Regions from separate parts of the Homo sapiens genome. Here region 2 is linked to region 1. Evidence: read pairs that join two places in POLR2A ChIA-PET (ENCODE). Cell type or tissue: OCI-LY7. All regions are shown on one strand. Each heading gives the region's core, and the rest is flanking DNA. Links, peaks and the distances in the headings are about the cores only.

The links. ChIA-PET counts read pairs that join two places held together with the same protein. Peaks named below come from ENCODE experiments on the same cell type or tissue, not always from the same donor. Only the 100,000 strongest peaks of a DNase experiment are listed, where the experiment ranks them.
Region 2: POLR2A ChIA-PET joins it to region 1 with 5 read pairs; 20 of 35 experiments call an interaction of 5 or more read pairs at or near these places.

Annotation. Positions count from the first base shown.
Region 1 is chr7:105,023,363-105,034,396 of GRCh38, reverse strand. All of the region lies in intron 1 of KMT2E (lysine methyltransferase 2E (inactive)), which reads right to left. Among named protein-coding and RNA genes, the nearest start is that of KMT2E, 15 kb to the right of the region's middle. In OCI-LY7, for the core only: no CTCF peak of the experiment used is centred there; a DNase peak (open chromatin) is centred at 6,226.
Region 2 is chr7:105,074,365-105,085,398 of GRCh38, reverse strand. KMT2E (lysine methyltransferase 2E (inactive)) reads right to left here. Exons shown (of 27, transcript NM_182931.3): 8 at 10,584-10,756; 9 at 9,318-9,356; 10 at 8,206-8,436; 11 at 7,966-8,096; 12 at 6,436-6,553; 13 at 3,602-3,711. Among named protein-coding and RNA genes, the nearest start is that of KMT2E, 66 kb to the right of the region's middle. In OCI-LY7, for the core only: no CTCF peak of the experiment used is centred there; no DNase peak of the experiment used is centred there.

The sequences.
Region 1 (11,034 bases), core at 3,486-8,485:
GCTGGGCATGGTGGTGCAAGCCTGTAGTCCTAACTATTCAGGAGATTGAGGTAGGAGGATCGTCTGAGCCTAGGAGTTTGAGATTACAGCAAGCTGTGATCATACTACTCTCCAACCTGGGCAACAAAGGGAGACCCTGTCTCTTAAAACAAACAAACAAACACACACACACTAGTCAGGACATTGTACCACAATTTTACAAGACTTTACCATTGAGGGAAACTGCGTACTATGGTTTGAATAAGATTTGTCCCTGCCAAAACTCATGTTGAAACCTTAATTTCTAGTGAAGCAAGGTTACGATGTGGAGCCTTTAAGAGGTAGGGCCTTGAACAGGAGGTGTCTGGATCATGAGGGCCCCGACTCTGTGGGTGGCTCTTGTGGTAGTGAGAGCATTATCTCTGGCAAGACTGGATTAGTTCTCTGAGGAATAGATTCGTTCCTGAGATAGTGGGTTGTTAAAAACTTTAGCCAGAACACCCTTTGAGTTCTGCTTTTTCACACGTGCCCATTTCCCTTTTGATTTTCCTCCATGTTGTGATGCCACCATGCTTCTTGAACTTCCCAGCCTGCAGAGCAGTGAACTAAAAACCCTTTGGGCCGGGCGCAGTAGCTCACACCTGTAATCCCAGCACTTTGGGAGGCCGAGGCAGGCGGATCACGAGGTCAGGAGATCGAGACCACCCTGGCTAACACAGCGAAACCCCATCTTTACTAAAAATACAAAAAAATTAGCCAGGCGTGGTGGCGGGCGTCTGTAGTCCCAGCTACGCAGGAGGCTGAGGCCGAAGAATGGCATGAACCCAGGAGGTGGAGCTTGCAGTGGGCCGAGATCATGAAACTGCACTCCAGACTGGGCGACACAGCAAGACTCCGTCTCAAAAAAGCAAAAACAAAAAGCAACAAAAAAAAGCAAAACAAACAAAAATACAAAAAACCTTCTATTAATTACCTAGTCTCAGATATTCTGTTATAGCAACACTAAATGGACTAAGACACTGGGTAAAAATACATAGAATTTCTCTATTATTTCTTACAACCATATGCAACTCTATAATTATCACAAAATTAAAAGTTTAATGTTTTAAAATGACATTAAAATTGTGGGCTTCAAACTCTTTTTAAGCATTGGTAGCAATTTGCCTACACATGAAATATTAACACAGAAATCTAGGCATCCTTTTTGATTGTAACATGAAAAAATAGTTTTAATCTCCTGTGCTTTAACCAATAATTGTTAGTGTCCACTTGAAGTGCTGTACTAAGAAAGCCAAATATAATGGGAGAATGCCACAGTGATGTCTGCCAATGGGTAGAGTAGGCATTTGTACTTCATGTTTGCTACATCTGTGGTTTAAAAAAATACCAGGGGAATGTCCACACCTGTACACCCTCTCACCTATGGCTTCCTGAAGAACTGTTTGAAAATCAATAGCTAAAAGAAAATGCTGACTTAAAATCTGATAGGAAAAACTTGTTTCACTGGTATATTCTACTTGTCCCAAGGACATATTGAGTAGAATATTTTTTACTCTTGCAAAAAATAGTGTTAAAGCTTATTGTAATTAATAATCAAACAACAACAAAATCCTATGATGGACATGGTGGCTCACAACTGTTATCCCACATTTTGGGAGGCCAAGGCAGGAGGACTGCTTGAGGCCAGGAGTTTGAGGCCAGCCTGGGCAAAAAACCAAGACCCTGTCTCTACAAAAAAATTTTTAAAAATTAGCCAGGGGTAGTGGTATGTGCCTGTAATCCCAGCTAACTGGGAGGCTGAGGTGACAACGTCACTTGAGCCCAGGAGTCTGAGGTGACAGTGAACCATGATAGCACCAGTGTACTCCAGCGTGGGGAACAGACCAAGACTCTGTCTCTAAAAAAAATAAATAAGTAAAACAAAAATAAGTAAATAACTTTTTTTTAAAATCCTGCAAACGCTTTTTTTTTCTTGAGACGGAGTCTCGCTCTGTCATCCAGGCTGGAGTACAGTGGTGCGATCTCTGCTCACTGCAACCTCCACCTCCCAGGTTCAAGCGATATTCCTGCCTCAGCTTCCCAAGAAGCTGGGAATACAGGTGTCTGCCACCATGCCCAGCTAATTTTTGTATTTTTAGTAGAGACAGCATTTCACCATGTTGGCCAGGCTGGTCTCGAACTCCTGACCTCAGGTGATCTGCCTGCCTCAACCTTCCAAAATGCTGGGATTACAGGCTTGAGCCACCACGCCCAGCCCCATTTATCTTTAACTTACTTAACCTATATAGACCATTAGACTTGATCATTATTACTTTTTAGCCTTTTTTTTTTTTTTTTTTTTTTTGTGATAAGAGTCTTGCTATGTCGCCCAGGCTGGAGTGTGGAGTGCAGTAGTGTGATTTCGGCTGACTGTAACCTGTCTCCTGGGTTCAAGAGACTATCCCGCCTCAGCCTCCTAAGTAGCCGGGACTACAGGCGCGCCACCATGCCCAGATAGTTTTTGTATTTTCAGTAGAGACAGAGTTTTATCATGTTGGCCACACTGGTCTCAAGCTCCTGACCTCCAGTGATCCACCCACCTTGGCCTCCCAAAGTGCAGGGATTACAGGCATGAGCCACCATGCCTGGCCTTTATTTATTTATTTATTTAATTTATTTATTTATTTTTGAGACAGTTTCACTCTGTCACCCAGGCTGGAGTGCTGTAGCACAATCTCGAGTCACTGCAACCTCCGCCTCCCATGTTCAACCAATTCTCCTGCCTCAGCCTCCCAATTAGGTGGCATTACAGGTGCCCGCCACCATGCCCAGCTAATTTTTGTATTTTTAGTAGAGATGGCGTTTCATCATATTGGCCAGGCTGGTTTCAAACTCCTGACCTCAAGTGATCTGCCCACCTTGGCCTCCCAAAGTGATGGGATTACAGGCATGAGCCACCGTGCCTCACCTTTTTCAGCCATTAAATAACCAAATAAGAGCAGGTTTTTGATTAAAATGAAGTTGGCAATTATTTTATTCTGTCATTCTTTCTTCCCCACCCTCCCACCACCCCCCCAATCCTCAGACGGAGTTTGCTCTTGTTGCCCAGGCTGGAATGCAATGGCGCCATCTTGGCTCACTGCAACCTCCACCTCCCAGGATCAAGCGATTGTCCTGCCTCAGTCTCCCAAGTACCTCGATCACAGGTATCTGCCACCACGCCTGGATAATTTTTTATGTTTTTAGTAGAGACAGGGTTTCACCATGTTGGCCAGGCTGTTTTCGATCTCCTGACCTCAAGTGATCCACCCACCTTGGCCTCCCAAGGTGTTAGGATTACAGGCATGAGCCACCGTGCCCAGCCTATTCTGTCATTCTTTAATCGCAAGTAAAACAGTGTCCTCACTCTCCTTCTATCTCCTTCTAAGTATGCTTTCTATCACTATTTTGAATCCATTTCTTTCATACTAGAAAACTTGAGATTTTTCTTCTTTCCCTCTCTAAAAACAACGTGCATAAAATCTAATTAATAGAATTTAAACAAATCTTTCTGATGATACTGTCTACATTTTATTATCTCAGACCTGGGCAATGAATACTTCCCTAAGTAGTTTCTTTCCCTATACTAATGTGGCTTTTAAACCACTGGTTCCCAAACATAGATCCACAACTGTTACTTTTCATATACCTGGGGATAGGAGTAGAAAATGATAGGTTCCTAGGCCTTACCCTAGAGATTCTCATGTAGTAGGTCTGAGATGTGGCCTGAATGCCTTATCAAAAAACTAAAAGGGCATTCACACCAGTGCTCTATTTTAGTACTGGTTACAACATTGGACAGAATATTATACTTCAAAAGCCACTAGTTTCCTCATAACTTTGACCTATTCAAAAAAAGTGTAGTTCACAGTAATTCCAGTCAAGTTCCTAATGTTGACATTTTATCAGGTTATCTTGTTCCATACTAATAATCCAATCTATAACTCCTTTGATTATGCAAGTCTTTTTTGCTATTGTTGGCATATCCTTGCTCATTCCTCTTCAAATTCACTAATTTTCTTTTCCTTTTCTTTCCCACCCAATAAAAATCATATTAGACCTTCAAGAACCAATGCTTCCTTGAAGCCTTCCCAATTTTTTTAGATAGTTTTAAGATATCTGGCAAATCAACCTCCTAAGGGCTGTTTCCTCACCTGTAAATAACAATTTGACTAGACTTTATCTCAAAAGACTTCTCCAGCTATAAAACTTGTTCTACACTAATGTCTTCCCTTCTTAACCTCCTAAAGAATGCACTACTTACATTAACTACTGGTTTATATTTTGACAGACATTGTTCTAGAACAGCTGCTAAATGTATAGCTTCCACAATTAGATCATCTATTTGACTCCATAGCAAGAACTGAGGTATTTCTATATTACCTCAAAGCCTGTAATTCAGTGGCTAGGATACCCACCTAAATTATTATTGATTAAACCACAATTTCCCTTTTTCTAACACATAAATCTCTCCTCCTTCCTTTAAATGAACATGAAAAAACAAAACCTGCCACTGTTACTAATGTAGTTGCCCCCAGGCTCAGTCCTCCCCATTATTAGTCTCCCATCAATCTTGGACTCAATTTTTCATTTCTGTTTGATTTACTTTTCCCACTCATCTATTGGATGTATATCTATATCTGCCATCACTTCAAAAATCAAGCCTTCAAAGTGAAACTTTCTTTTCCACACATCTTCTTTCATTCTATTTTTTATCAGTATCGCCATTCTCTTCTCCTTCTTTCGTTCCAGTTTCCTATTATATCCAGCCACCCAATCTTTTGTGCCTCCTCAGTGTTTAAGACTCATTCTCCCTCAGCCGCCATGGCCCCTACCATCATCTTCATCACCTGAATAATCCAACAATCAACAACCCTTTCAATATGTCACTATCAACTTCTAAGTAATTTGTCTCTAAAGAATGGAATTCTTAGTATTGTTTAAGCATTTCCCTCCTCCCTCAGAGTACAACTATTCTATTTTAAAACCAAATCAAATCAAATTCATTCATTTAACATATTTATTGAACATATACTATGTTCTAGATACTGCTCTAGGTTCTTGGGAATGGGCAATGAACAAAATTATATTGCTCTTATGACACCTGAAATGACCTATGGCAATCCAATATAATCAAGGGTACCTTCAAGTAGTGTTTTTTTTTCCTGGAGTGCAGTGGCACGATCTCAGCTCACTGCAACCTCTGCCTCCCAGGTTCAAGCAATTCCTCTGACTCAGCCTCCCACGTAGCTAGATTACAGGCGTGCACCACCACAACTGGCTAATTTTTGTATTTTAGTAGAGACGGGGTTTCCCTATGTTGGCCAGGCTAGTCTCGAACTCCTGACTTCAAGTGATCCACCTACCTCGTCCTCCCAAAGTGCTGGGATTATAGACATGAGCCACCGTGCCCGGCCTTAGAGTAGTTTTCTTAAGCAGCTGCCTTTGATTAATGATGTTTATTCTCAATACCTTGTCAAGAATTAGTCCTTTATAAGGATCAACAGAAAGCTACAAAAATTTTCAAATGACTTTAATTCAAATTATTGAACAGCCACTCCTTAGCTATGTGACCCTAGGAAATGTCTCAGTCTCAGGCCGTGCACGGTGGCTCACACTTGTAATCTCAGCACTTTGGGAGGCCAAGGTGGAGGGATCACTTGAGCTCAAGAATTAGAGACCACCCTGGACAACATGGTGAAATCCCATCTCTACAAAAAACAAAAAATGAAAATTAGCCAGGTGTGGTGCTGCAGATGAAGCTGAACACCTGAGGTAAGCTAGGGAAGCTGAGGTGCAAGAATTGCTTGAGCCTGGGAGGTGGAGGTTACAGTGAGCTAAAATCATGCCACTGCACTCCAGCCTGGGTGAATGAGACCATCCCTCAAAAAAAAGCAAGAAAGAGGAAAAAGAAAACAGAAATGTCTCAGTCTCGACTGGGCTGATGGCTCATGCCTGTAATCCTAGCACTTTGGGAGGCTGAGGCAGGCGGATCACTTGAGCCCAGGAGTTCAAGACCAGCAAGGCCAATGTGGGAAACCCAGTCTCCAAAGAAATTCAAAGATTAGTCGGGCATGGTGGCCCATGCCTGTGGTCCCACCTACTCGGGAGCCTGAGGTGAGAGGATGGCTTGAACACAGGAGGCGGAGGTTGCAGTGAGCTGAGATCACACCACTGCACTCCAGCCTGGGCGACAGAGCCAGACTCTGTCTCACAAAAAAAAAAAAAAAGTCTCAGTTCCTCTATGCCACTCAGGAAAAAATGAGCAAAATATCTATCTTTTTGCTCAGAGTACGATATGTAGACACAGTGTAGATATTTATTTATTAATGTTAGTTGTCTCTTAGAATATACAAAAATTGTATTATTCAGTCCAATGATAATAATCAATTCCAATCAGAATACTGTTGGCCACTAAGCAAATGGTGAAAGAACAGCAACTCTATTAGTATATTTGAATAATTATCTTAATATTTCAGATGTATTTAAAATATTTACTATAAAAATCTTAAGACTAAACTAAGAGTAGACTTAATTCCTAAGTACTTACCAAACCCATAAAATCAGCAAGGGACCAAAATTAATTATAAATATATATGTAAATACTTTCAAGTTTAAACAGTTTTACTTCTACAGCATTTTCCTGTCTTTTAATTCCAAGACTTACGATATCCCAAGATCAGCTTCCTCCTCTTCATACAGTAATGTAAATAGAAAAACAAAAACCCGGAAATGGGAAGACTAGTATAATACAACTAGAGAGTTGAAGCTTAAGGAAAGAAAATGTCTGTGCACTTTACACACAAAAATGAATTATGGAATTAATAGATCCACATATCCAATAAGAAAAATACTCAGTATGCAAACACACATGAGCTTTTAGAGTAGCCTGCCTTGAACTTCAAAAAAAGCACACAATCTCTGAAAAAATTTAGAATACAGGCAAAAATGAAATGTCAAGAATGAGGTTGGTGGATACAATGAGTCCTATAAGGGACCAGTACCTTTGCTATGAGACAGACTACACTCACTTTCACCTTCCAGCTTCATTGTAAGGCTGAGGTGGGAGGACTGTTTGATCCCAGGAGTTAAAGACCAGCATGGGCTGTTTAGTGAGACCCTATCTCTACAAAAAAAAATTTGTTTTAAATTAGCCAGACATGGTGACATGGCACCTGTAGTCCCAGTTACTTGGGAGGCTGAGGTGGGAGGATCACTTGAGCCTGGGAGATTAAGGCTGTAGCGAGCCATAATCATGCCACTGCCCTCCAGTCTGGGTGACAGAGCAAGACCCTGTCTCCAAAAAAAAAAAAAAAAAAAAAAAAGAGGGCGGGGCCTTTCTGCAAAGGGATTTTATATATAAATGAAAAATAACCCACATATAGTGAGCTCATCAGTCACTCATAAAAACCATTTAAGCATGAGGAAATTGCTGTGTGTAGCTGGGGATTGAACTAGAATTGCTTTTCCCAAAATCCTTAATGAACTATTTACTTTAGGAGGTAAGAGGTACCAATTTTAAACTTCTGTAAGTGAAATTTTAAGCTATGTCGACAAAATCTCCTTTGACATATAACTTCCACTATCACTGTAGATCAATTTAAATGATAATTACCAGTTTCTCACAATTATTCTCAAAGTAATCACACAATAAAACAGCATTTGTCTTTTGGTACAACCATATCACATCCATGAGATTTGCCAGTTTAAACATACAATTCAAAGATCAAATGGTTGACAGATTACTGTATAGCTAACGATTAATACTAATATACAGCAACTAGGTTACTGTACACCAATTACAGGCTTACATTTGAAAAAACCACACAATCTGACTCCAGCGATGTTAACCAACACAATCATCAGTTATTTCCCTTAGGAAGCAGTATGTGCAAGATGAACAAGACAAAATTAATAGCTACTATGATGCTTTTACATAGGAAGGCACTCAACTATCTGCCACTAAATTAATCTATAGTATTATCAGAGTTCAAAAGGTCCCTAAAAAAGAATTTAAATCTCACACGACAACAAAGGTCTTTGGATCTTGATATGTTCCAGAACCACTTGAAATCTCTTATTTCATCTAGCAGAGTCCTATAAACCCCACTGGATAAACCAGAGTCAGATCCTGAAGTCCCATTTTTAGATTTCCAAGACACTAAATGATCAAAAGAGTTACAGTATGTAATTGGATCCATCCCCTTTTGAATTACAGAAATCTAAATTTACATATATACAGGAGACTAGATGTTTGCGAGTTCATCAAAGTTAACATGGAGAATTATAATACATGTATCTTAAATACTGTACTTGTAATTTAAAATATCCTTATCAATTTTTTAGTTTCAAGCCAAAATGTATTCTTTGAGTATAGCTCCCCTGACTAGAATTCTGGTTTCTTGTTCCTACATAAACCAGATCAATAATGCATTGTCCACAGTTTTTGGTTCAACATATTTCAAAATAAGTTACCTAGATCTTTGTGGGGCAATCTGAATGTAGACTTCCTTCTAGATTTCTATTTTTTCCCTGTAATCTTTTAGTCATCTTGCCCACACCTAAACTGACTACAATTTTCTTCAGCAATTAATTTGCCTTTATCAAGTTTTCCAAAGCATTTAACTTAGTTTGCGTTTAAACAGTTCTCTTTTCACATTCATTTATCATTGGTTTACGTAATACTTAGTAGAATAATATAAACACATTACAAGTACAATAGAATTAGCCAATTTGGGAAGAAACCTATAACTTCCATGAGCATTCATCTCAACTGGTGGAAGCAGCAGAAAGTAGTTTACATTCATTCAACATACATGGACATTAGTATTTTTAAAAGAAGAATTATTAATCCTGCACATTGGTTAAATGAAGATTAAGGAAACATCTATAGTACCTACATAAAACATTTTAGAAAAAAATACATAAACTATAAATAGTGATCACCTTAGCATATGATAGACCTTACACACAGAAGTCAGAGATTTACTTTTTTACTTTTTTCCAGAAACAACTATCACAGAAAAGGCTACAGAGCTTCTAAGAATTTTACCCAAATTAACTTACTGAATTCTCAAAACCACACTATGAAATAGGCTCTATTATTATCTCCATTTTGCAGACCAAGAAACAAAAGCACAAAGAGGTAGAAAACATTGCCCAAAGAAGTACAACCTGGTTTGAGTGCAATCAAACCAAAGTGGTATGGTTCTGGAATCTCTACTCTATACAATACAGCTTCTAAAGAAGTACTGTTTTGAGTCCTTTTAATAAACATATGTTACTTTTACATCTTAAGAATTGGAGGTAAATAAGCCACGTTCCACATGTCATTCTCCAGTGCAAATTTTTCAGTAGCACTCCTCTTAAGTACACATGCTTTTAATCTGGCATTCAAGGCTCAACCACAACTTGATCCCAATTTGTACTGCTGTGATTTTAATTCAAGCTCCTTATCCAAATAGCCTATAGGTTCTGGAAACCAATGAATCATCTTGAACTGGAATATACACAAGCAGTAGACAGAGAGTCTGTCATTTGACACTGTACAAAGACCAGTATTTGCTTATTTCAGACTCTGAAAATAGTGGCCTGCCTTTTAAAAAGAAATGTCCAGCATGATTTCTTGGAAAAGTATAAAGCACCAAGAATCAGGACCTAAATTTTAAACCTTGATTAACCACTATGTAACTTTACGACCTTGGGAAAATCATTTAAACTCTCTGGAGCTCAATCTCCTTATAAAATAAAAGCAGAGAACTGGAATATAAAAATGAGCTGGAGCCAGTACTAAAATGCAAATTCAAGGCCCTACTCTAAAAACTTGATTGGTCTGAGAATGTTCATTTTAATATAATTGATACATGAGGTCCTTGAGCCACAGTGAGAAAAAAATAACAAAGAGTTCTCTTAAGTCAATTCTAAATGTAGATTCTTAACTTCAGTCAATTAAGGTACTCCTTTACACGTCCAGGATGGGAGTTCTGGCCTGAAAGAAAATCCTTTCGTTCATCATGGGGCTTGTTTTTGTACCTTCCGCCATACCTTTTGTTTAAACACCGAATTAAGACTTAGTAGTACTACAAACTGAACTTCCATCAATCTGTTAAGACATATTGGCACACAGTCAATTCAAATTATTTTTTAAAGCACCTACCAAATGCTAAGTATCCACTGTATTTCATTAATCTTCATTGTTGTGAAATATGATTATCTTAATTTTCTCAGAAGAAAATTTTAAGTTTTAGAGAATATGTACTCTGTAAGTCTCAAAATTTTCTTCTCCTGTCTGAAAATTTCCAAAGAAATTAAATTATCATCCAAATTCACTACCAACATTTTGCTATAACTGAAAATACATAAAACTGATGAGTATTATCATAATGTAATGAAAGTCTAAGTGTTTTTCTGTTTCTTTTCCTTTACTTGTCCTTCTTAACCTTTCTGAGTATATATTTCTTTAACTACAAAGTTCTAGAAACCATATACCGCTTTGCCCTAGAATTACAGATGTTTCATGCTCTGCTGTATTACCATCTGTGTATATACCATCTCACCAACCCCCTTTTAAAAAGCATTAATTTGCATGTATGTGAAAAATAACCTATCTTAATGTTTTCCAAAAAATATTTTACTTTTTAAAAATTGCTTAACGGAGCCGGGCACAGTGGCTCAAGCCTGTAATCCCAGCACTTTGGAAGGCCAAGGTGGGTGGATCACAAGGTCAGGAGATCCAGACCATCTTGCCTAACATAGTAAAACCCCATCTCTACTAAAAATACAAAAAAATTAGCCAGGCCTGCTGGTGGGCACCTGTAGTCCCTGCTACTAGGGAGGCTGAGGCAGGAGAATGGCATGAACCCGGAAGGCGGAGCTTGCAGTGGGTGGAGATCACACCACTGCACTCCAGCCTGGGCGACAGAGCGACACTCCATCTCAAAAAAAAAAAAAAAATTGCTTAATGAATTTTTGTCTCTCTTTTTTTTTTTTTTTTTTTTGAGACAGAGTCTCACTCTTGTCACCCAGGCTGGAGTACAA
Region 2 (11,034 bases), core at 3,842-8,841, 51 kb before region 1:
TTTTGTATTTTTAGTAGAGACGGGGTTTCGCCATGTTGGCCAAGCTGGTTTTGAACCCCTGACCTCAGGTGATCCACCCGCCTCAGCCTCCCAGTGTGCCTGGATTACAGGCATGAGCCACTGCACCTGGCTGGGTGTTTGTATTATTGTTTACATTTTTCTATTAAATTTTTAAAAACTGAAACAAGTTTCCATACTGCTGACCCTTGAACAACACAAGTTTGAACTGTGCACATTATAGTTATACATGGATTTTTTTCAATACATATATTGGAAACATGTTTGAAAATTTGCAACAATTGCAACAATTTGAAAAAACAGACGAACTATATAGCCTAGAAATATTAAAAAAAAAAGAAAAAGTTATGTCAAGAATGCATATGCATGTAGATAGTAGTCTATTCTATCATTTATTACCATAAAATATACACAAATTATAAAAAGTTAAAATTTATCAAAACCTATGCACACACATACAGACCTTACATGGTGCCATTCACACTCCAGTCATGTAAAGACATATTATTAAATCATAACTATTTAAAACTAACTGTAGTACATTCTGTACTACTATAATAACTTTGTAGCCACCTCCTGTTGCTATTGTGGTGCCTCAAGTGTTGGGAGTGTCTATGTAAAATGCCATGTGACACATGCCCAGGAGCAGTTCATCTCTCAGTAAATTGTGTATGGCAATAAAAAGTGATCTCTTGTGGTTCTCATGAATTCTTCATAGTCTTCAGTGCAATACAGTAATTTTTTTTTTTTTCTTGAGACAGAGTCTTGCTCTGTCACTCAGGCTGGAGTGCAGTGGTCCGATCTTGGCTCACTGCAACCTCCACTTCCCAGGTTCAAGCAATTCTTCTGCCTCAGCCTCCCGAGTAGCTGGGATTACAGGGGCCCGCCACCACGCCCGGATAATTTTTTTTATTTTTAGTAGAGATGGGGTTTCACCATGTTTGCCAGGCTGGTCTTGAACTCCTGGCCTCAAGTAATCCGCCCGCCTTGGCCTCCCAAGTGCTGGGATTACAGGTGTGAGCCACCGCACCTGGTCAATACAGTAAATTTTGAGTAACACCTATGTGACCTATACAAAGTGCCACTAGTGATGCTGGAAGTGCTCCAGAGAAGCAAAGAAGTTATCACATTGCAAGAAGAAGTTGAATTGCTAAAGATGTATGGTAGATTGAGGTGTGCAGTTGTAGTTCTCCACCATCTCAAGATAAATGAATCCAGCATAAGTACCATTGTAAAAAATAATAATAAAAGGAAATTTGTGGAGCCATCACCGCAGCTGGGCCGCAGAATGTGAAAACCATGCACTTTTTGCAATATACCTTTTTATCTTGTATTGCAAATGAAGCTTTTATGTGGGTGCATGCGTGCTATATAAGAAAGACATAGCTATAGATCCTAATATGTTTCTAGAAAAAGTGAAGTCATTAAATGATAACATAAAACAAAAGGAATATGAAAGACCTAAAATTGGAGCATTTAATGCCAGTAATGTATGGTTTGATGATTTTAAAAAGAGGTCTAGCTTAACAGGTAAAGCCACTTCTGCTGAATAAGAGGCAGCAGATGAGTTCTCAGACACCATTAAGAAAATCACTGAGGAGAAAGAGTATCTGCCTGAAAAGTCTTTTAATGCAGACACAAATGTCCTATTCTGGGGGGGGAAAGTCATAAAAAGACATTTATTAGTAAGGAAGAGAAGGAAGCACCAGGATTTAAGGCAGGAAGGGACAGATTAACTCTACTGTTTTGTGCAAATGCATTTGGGTTTATGATCAGGACTGCCCTTATCTATAAAGCTGCTAAACCCAAGCCTTGAAGGGAAAACAAACGGAAGCTGCCAGTCTTTTGGTTGTATAACAAGAAAACCTGGAGGAGAACCCTTTTTCTGGATTGGTACCATTGATGCTTTGTCCCTCAAGTCAGACAACAGGTAGCTAGGAAGGGATTGCCTTTTAAATGTCTTTTGATACTGGGCAATGCCCCTGGCCACCCAGAACCCTATGAGTTCAACACTGAGGGCATCAAAGTGTCTCTAATTCAGCCTCTAAATCAAGGAGTGATAATGGCCTTTAAGGCTCATTACACACAGTACTCTATGGAAAAGAATGTCAACACTATGGAACAGAACCCTGAAAGAGAAGATCATGAAAGTCTGGAAGGATTATACCATCGAAGATGCCATCATTATAGAAAAAGCTGTGAAAGCCATCATGCCCAAAACAATAAATTCCTGCTGGAGTGAACTGTGTCCAGATGTTGTGCATGACTTCACAGGATTTACATCAGAGCCAATCAGAAAAATCATGAAAGAGATCATGGATATAACAAAAAAAGGTGGGGATGAAGGAAGAATACAGATATGGATCTCAGAGAAATTCAAGAGCTAATAGACACCACACCAGAGAAATTAACAGAAGATGCCTAATGGAGATGATTGCTTCCAAACCAGTGCCAGATGATGAGAAAGAAGATGTAGAAAAAGCAGTGCCAAAAAACAAATTTACATTAGACAATCTGGCAGAAGGGCTCCATTGTTTTCAAGACTGATTTTTTACTTTTTTATGATATGGACTCTTCTATGATATGGGCACTGAAGCTAAAGCAAATGACGGAAGACTGGCACCATATAGAAACATTTTTAGAGAAATGAGAAAGCAAAAAAGCCAGGCAGAAATTACTAATATGTTTTCATAAAGTTACACCATATGTGCTTCCCTCTCCTGCCTCCCCTTCTACTACCCCTTCTCCCTCTGTCACCCCTGAGACAGCAAGAGCAACCCCCACCCTTCCTCCTCAGCCTACTCAACATGAAGATGAGGATGAAGACCTTTACGATAATCCACTTCCACTTAATGAACAGTAAATATATTGTATCTTCCTTATGATTTTCTTAAAAACATTTTCTTTTCTCCAGCTTACTTTATTGTAAGAATACAGTATAAGACATACAGAATATGTGTTAATTGTCATTGGTAACACTTCCAGTCAACCGTAGGCTATTAGTAAAGTTTCTGGGGAGTCAAAATGTATACGCAGATTGTGGACTGTGCAGGCAGTTGGTGCTCCAACCCCGCATTGTGCAAGGGCCAACTGTACTGAGATTTATCATTAGTTTTTTACTAGTATTTCAGAAAAATAGTTCTTAGAGTTTCTTTGTAGGATCTCCAACAAACCCTTTTAATTTATACTGCAAAGAAAATTTTCTTTTGTTTTGAGGGGCAAAAGACAAATTATTCATTCATACTGATTAACCAAATAAACTGTATGACTAAAATTATATCCCCTAGAAGAAGAAAAAAATTCTCACATAAACAAGGTCAGTGTTGTATGGCTGAATTAGGGTTACTTGTTATAATTACTGTGAACATTTACATTACAATAATAATTAAGGAAAATGTAGAAATGAAAAGTAGCAATGCTGTAATAGAGGCTGATACTAAACTTCTGGTTTTCAAGTACTTTTAACTGATTCATGATAGATAAAAATAAAAAGCTATAAAAGTAATGACAATACCTAAATTATTACAGGGACATTATGGAACTATTTTCAAACAACAGATTACATTTATAGACTTGAACTCACCAATTTCCATAGTCAAAATCAAAGGCAATAGTAATTTCAGTTCCCTTTGGAATACTGTGTATAGAATAAATATAAAGATGTATGGTTCCATCTTGAATTTCATGCCTCACCTAAAAGTTAAAATAATTGTACATTACCATAAATTACTTTCTGCCTTCAGAAGCATCAGCTTACAATTTTGAAAATTATTCTTTTCAAATTATTTCACAAACACAACCTGGAAAATATGTCATTAATGACAAGGCTTATAACTATCTATTGGTGGTTATCAACTGGGAAGGTTTTTCAATCATATACTGCTATCCACTGCCACCCCAACCCCTAGAGCCCACAATGTGGCATCAAAATAATAATAATAATAATAATAATAATAAAAATACTATATTTCATCAATTCTTCTTATTTTTATTTTTTTGAGACGAGTCTCACACTTTCGCCCAGGCTGGAGTGCAGTGGTGCGATCTCGGCTCACTGCAAGCTCCGCCTCCCAGGTTCACGCCATTCTCCTGCCTCAGCCTCCCGAGTAGCTGGAACTACAGGCACCTGCCACCATGCCCGGCTTATTTTTTTTTGTATTTTTAGTAGAGACGAGTTTTCACAGTGTTAGCCAGGATGGTCTCAATCTCCTGACCTCATGATGTGCCGGCCTCGGCCTCCCCAAGTGCTGGGATTACAGGCGTGAGCCACCGCACCCAGCCTCATCAATTCTTTTTTTTCACCTTTTAGCATCTCTGAAATCAGGAGTCTTATAACTGGTGGCATCTTAGGGTTTTTTGTTGTTGCTGTTGTTGTTTTGAGACAGAGTCTCACTCTGCCATCCAGGCTGGAGTGCAATGATGCAATCTTGGCTCACTGCAACCCCAACCTCTCAGATTCAAGTGATTCTCCTGTCTCAGCCTCCCAAGTAGCTGGGACTACAGGTGCGTGCCACCACACCTGGCTAATTTTTAGTAGGGATGGGGTTTCACCATGTTGGTCAGGCTGGTCTTGAACTCCTGACCTCAGGTGATCCACCCACTTTGGCCTCCCAAAGTGCTGGGATTACAGGTGTGAGCCACTGTGCCTGGCCTTCTTAGGTTTGATGAGTGCAATAATGGTTGAGCAAACGCTACTTTTCTATGACAAGACACTATTCTATATACTTTATATGTATTAACTCCTTCAGTCTTCATATCACCTTTTTACAGATAAAACTGAGGTTAAAAAGCTAGTAAGTCACAGAGAAGAAATAAATTTAAGTCTGGTTCCAAAATCTGTACTCTTAGCTGGGTGCAGCAGCGCATGCCTATAATCCCAGCTACTCTGGCGGCTGAAGCAGAACAAACACTTGAGCCCAGGAGTTCCAGGCCAGCCTGGGCAACATGGCAAGATCCTGTCTTTTAAAAAAAGAAAAGAGAGGAAAAAAAAAAAACACCTACATTCTTGGCTGCAACATTATATAATTACAAAACTAAAAAGCTTCATTTTGACATGTAAAAAACAAAACCAACACGATTTTCTACTCCACACTAAAATATAACATTATTAAAAATTTTACAGTAGAACATACAAAATCTACTTTAGATTTTAGCTTTGTCATCTAACTTAAATCATCGCATGTATTGAGCCATAAATAGAGCTTCCAAGATAGAAGGAAAGTCGTCCAGTATTAGGCTGGACCTGGTGGCTCATGCCTGTAATCCTAGCATTTAGGGAGGCCGAGGCAGGAGGATTGCTTGAACACAGGAGCTCCAGACCAGTCTGGACAACATAGGGAGAACCCAACTCTACAAAAAATTAAAGAATCATTAGTTGGGCATGGTGGCACGCACCTGTGGTCCCAGCTACTCAGAAGTCTGAGGTGAGAAGATAACTTTACCTCCTAAAGGCCCAGGAAGTTGAGGCTCCAGTGAGCCATGATTGCACCTCTGCACTCCAGCCTAGGCAAGACCCTGCCTCAAAAATAATAATAATAATAATAATAATAATGATTTAAAAAGTCCGGGCAGGCTCATGCCTGTAATCCCAGCCCTTTGGGAGGCTAAGGCAGAAGGATCACTTGGCCCAGGAGTTGGAGACCAGCCTGGGCAGCAAAATGAGACTCCATCTCTGCAAAAATTTAAAAAATTAGCTGGGCATGGTTGCACACGCCTGCAGTCCCACCTACTCAGAAAGCTGAGACAGGAGGATCACTTGAGCATGAGAGGTCACGGAGGCTGTAGTGAGCTGTGCTCATGACACCACACTCCAGCCTGGGAGACAGTGAGACACTGCCTCAAAAAAAAAAAAAAAAAAAAAAAAAAAAAAGGAAGTCCAATATTTCCTCTTATAAGGAGCATCATCATTTCTTCAAGGTGCAAAGTAATTTTTAAGACTTCATAGCGGCCAGGCATGGTGGCTTACACTCGTAATCCCAGCATTTTGGGAGGCTGAGATGGGCAAATCACCTGAGGTCCGGAGTTCGAGACCAGCCTGGTCAAAATGGTGAAACCCCGTCCCTACTAAAAATGCAAAAAAATAGCCGGGCATGGTGGTGCGTGCCTGTAATCCCACCTATTCGGGAGGCTGAGGCATGAGAATCACTTGAGCCCGGAAGACGGAGGTTACATGAGCTGAGATCGTGCCATTGTATTCCAGCCTGGGCAACAAGAGTGAAACTCCGTCTCAAAAAAAAAAAAAAAAGACTTCATAGCCAGTTATCACATAAATTTTCACAAAAAAACAGGCTGGGCAGTATAAAATGCACCAACAGGTGGAAAGTGTCTTAGGTCAGTGACCTGAGTTTTGTGCTTATTGCTCAGATTCCAACACACCCCCAGCACCCACATCTCCCCAAAAAATTTCTATAAGCTTACCTCTGCATTGGGTGTACAAGACCGCCTGATGAATCGAGCCTCATTCCCAAAAGTCCTTGCATCAACACACATTTCTAGCCCATGAAATTTAGAGTAGAATAACACAAAAGGGTATGGTCTACAAAGAAAGAAACATTATAAGCTATTAACATTTTAGGCCGGGCATGCTGGTTCACACCTGTAATTCCAGCACTTTGGGAGGCCGAGGCAGGTGGATTGCTTGAGTCCAGGAGATCAAGACCAACCTGGGCAACATGGCGACACTCCGTATTTACAAAAAAAAAAAAAAAAAAAAAAAAAAAAAAAGGCCAGGCATGGTAGCATGTGCCTGTAGTCCCAGCTACCTGGGAAGCTGAGGTGGGAGGATCACCTGAGCCCAGGACATCAAGGCTGCAGTGAGCCATGATCATGCCTCACTGATAGAGCGAGACTGTCTCAAAAACAAACAAACAAACAAAAGTCAACATTTTAGGACAATAATCTGTTACTCTTCAGAGGCAAAGTGATGAAGAAACTTAAGAACACAGAGTCTAAGAAACTTCTAAAAGACATAGTGAAGCCAAGATTTGAATATAGGCAGTCTGACTCCACAATTCACTCTTATCTTATGCTAGTTTATGCTAATGAGATTTTTACCTGCCCCATAACCTCACCTAAATCAAAGGCAATTAATGGAAGGTAGAAATTCCAATTTACAAAGAAAGATAAAAAGAGAGTGACTACTGCATTCACAAGATTAATTTGATGTCTTTAGAGTTCACATTTCCTGGTGCATTTAAAAGTATCTGTCTTATACCGTTTCAGATCAAATCTGCTACATAATAGGGAGAAATTGCTGTGTATCTTTCATATCTTAAGTAAATATTCAAGTTATAAACAATAAATGTTTTTGATAATTGTAGGACACAGACTAGGAATGTTCTCCTACAGATATGAACATACTTCTAGACTACAGGGAAGCAACGCCTATCAAAGGGTCATATTAATTCTGCATACAAATCTCAAACCAAAGAAGAGACCTCCAATACCATTCCAATACCAACAAAGTGGGTGTTGAAAGTGGTGGCAATAATGTAGGACCCAATCTAACACTGTCTAATAAAGAGGAAGGGGTTTCTCCTATGGTTACCATGGTCTTTCTCCATTCCGGCTATTACGTTATGAGGAATTATCATGAGTCCCAGATGGAAAGGGTTCCTTGTAATCTCAATCAATCAGAATTCCTGACTGATATCCTTCTATATCCAACCTATATTGCTGTTGGTTAATCTTTGAAGTAGATTGTTTTAGGATTTTCAGCAAGACAGACATGAGCAAGAGACCGGAATATATCTTTGCATTTTTTTATGTTGTTTTAGTTTATCGTAGTTCAAAAATTATCATCAGTCACTGTTCAACCACACTACAGCTTTAAATACTGAAATGATCATGTAGGAAAAAAAGTACATATAATCACAACATCTAGGTAAAACAGCCAAAAGTTCAATATTTACCTACAGAAAATGAACATGGGAAAATAAATGAATATACCTTTTAAAGAAATACCCATTTGCTTCAAACTGTTCTCTCAGCATAAACTTCCCTCTGTATTCAATGATAAGTGCATCAGGAGGCAAATCTTTTGCAGATTTAAGAATTTTCTTATTCTTTTGTATATGGCTCTAAAATCAGAGTAAATGTTGAGATTAAATAAACTTGCTTGTTTTCAGTTTAACTAAAAATTCACAATATAAAACTGCTTTACAATTTTTGGACAAATGATGTATTTACCTCTACAGGAGGTTTGAAGAGCAAATTGTTGGTATTCAAATCGGATTTATTCATCTCTTTTTTGTCATTTCCATTGCCTAATCTCAGAGCTATTCTTTGTGCCTCCCTCTGAACACCCTCACTGTACTGGTTGTTATTTGCTTCTTCATATCGATCCATCCATGCTTTGATCTTTGTCTCCCATCCAAAATTTGAACCATCAGATGAAGGATCAATCTCTGGAGCTGAACCCTAAAATCATAAACTGAGCTTTAGTATCTGGACTTACGGACTTACACACACACACACACACACACACACACACACACACACACACACACAAAATTAACGGCAATCTATACAAAAGAACATAATATAAACTAGAAACTGCTGTTTAACGGTTTCTTTTCCAGAAATGTGGAATAATAAATACCACAGGGACAAAAGATACACTGTAACATGCTCCCCACATCCTATTTAATGTGACAATTTTAGAAATTTGTTATCCTTTTCTACCTAAGCCAGAAAACTATAGTAACAGCATACAGCTGACCTCTGTGACCCCAGACAAACTTATGTTTTGGGGTCAGACAGAGGCGAGGAGCCTCGCTTCTCTCAGCAATTTTAGCATCTAAAAAAGTGAGGACATACATTAATTAATTCAAGATACTTTTTAGCTACCATCGATCATTCTGACTGGTTTGTATTGATATGGTTGTTCTATGGTGAATTTATAGTATGACAACTGACTTGACTAACTCTCTAGAATCCCAACTATGCAAAAGTGCAAATTTTCAAGTTCCAAATGTGATTCTGCATTCCTAAGTACAGTATAGTAATACTAACTGGCATCAGAGACATGGATTATAGTAATAAAGGAAATTCAAATTGCCCAAAATTATAAAATTAGAAATTGCTTATATACCTCCCCCTTTTGATTAATATTTTAACAGTGTTAACTACAAGAGTAGTATATTACTCCAATTAGAACTAAGGTCCCACTCCTGGTAAAGATAATAGGCAAAGACATGACACACAATAAACAGAGCATTAAGTAAAGATATGGTCAAGCAAGCATGTAGCTCCTGAATAAATGACAGTTGATAACAACACCTTAAAATTAATGTATTTACCTTAACTCTTGATGACTTCCTAGATCCTTCACGAAATGCCTAAAATAAACATGGAATTCTAGTTAGTTTCCTAAAAAACTGGACATAATTAATATTTAAGAATTAATTGGTTCATTGAAACTTTTAACTGAAGTGTCATAACAAAAAATTTGGTAACCAAGAAAGCTGACACTAGGAGAATGTTTAATAAAGGCATCTATTAAAATACTTTTCTAATAAAAACAGAATGTGGTTGAGAGTGGTGGCGGGCACCTGTCGTCCCAGCTACTCAGGAGACTGAGGCAGGAGGATCAACTGGAGCCCAGGAGTTGGAGGCCATAGTGCACCATGCCAGTCTATGAATACCCACTGCACTCCAGCCTGGGCAACATAGCAAGATCCTGTCTTTAAAAAAAAAAAAGTATATAGACTATATAGAATATAAAAATCTGTATATAATATAATACAAAGACAAAAATTTCCAAATATTCTCTGTGTTCAATATTACAACAGTGGAAAAATATTTCTGATAAAAATTGGGAGGGTGTTAGACATATAATTTTGTTGAAGTGATAAGACATGTTTTGGGAGGGAGTAAAATAATGATATTACTTTAATTCTCTAAGCAACTAGCAAGTAATATTTGAGCCCATAATGGGCCTTAAGTAATATGCACTGTGGTAAACAGAGCTGTATTTACTCAATAAACATGTATCGAGAGCCCACTCATCTGCCAGATCTGAAGGATGTATTTAAGACTTAATTCCTATCCCCCTCAACCCCCTAAAAAGTGTGAACTCCATTTAGAGTGACTAACAAATACAAACCTACAGCTAGCAATATAGATCCAAATAAATAAATTTGTGTGTAGACAATACGTTACAAGAGAGCAAGGTTTAAAAAAAAAAAAAAAAGGAGGCAAAGAACCGTTATGTAAAACATGGGGAAGAAAAGCTAAGTGGATTATGTCAGACAGACAAGTGAAAGGAATACAATCCTGGTAGTACAGAAAACTATGAAGGCTTTCTATTTTATTTTTGCTTCTGCATTATAGTGACTAATCTCATTAAATGATTTCAAAGCAGTTTGCAAAGTTTCTTCTCTAATCTGCTTCAATCTTTAAAACACGTTAAAATGTTCAAGTAAGTTTAATTGTTTAAAAATAAAAAACTTCTGCTAGATCCTTTTTAGCTATCATCGATTATTCTCACTCTCCTGCCTCTCCTATAAAATTCAGTTCCCTATCCGCTATCCTATCCACTCACCTAAAAACAAGCAAAAACGTACCTTTTTACATTTTGAAATGTGTTGTTCTTTCTCCCCGCTTTTTTTCCTTCTTTTATCATTAACTTTGGAAACTCTTGAAGCAGTTAAAGTAATTGATGTTGGAGTATGCTGAAATGCAGTATATAATTCCACAGGAACCTCATCACCACTCTCAGTTGCACTGGTATCACCATCTTCAGACAAAATAAAAATTATTGCACATTTAATACTTCTATTTTAAACAATGAAATAAAACAGCATTCCATATGACAAAGTATTGTCGTCTCCATCTTTCTAAATAAGCACATTTTTTAACTTGTTCACTCACCTCACTTACACATTTACATGCAAAGCACAAATATGATTTCTCACACATTAAACTAGAAAGGATCCAAAAGCCTGATAACACACTCTGGTGGTGTGCCTGTGGGAAACAGCACTCTCATACACTACGAGTGGAAATTTGAAATTC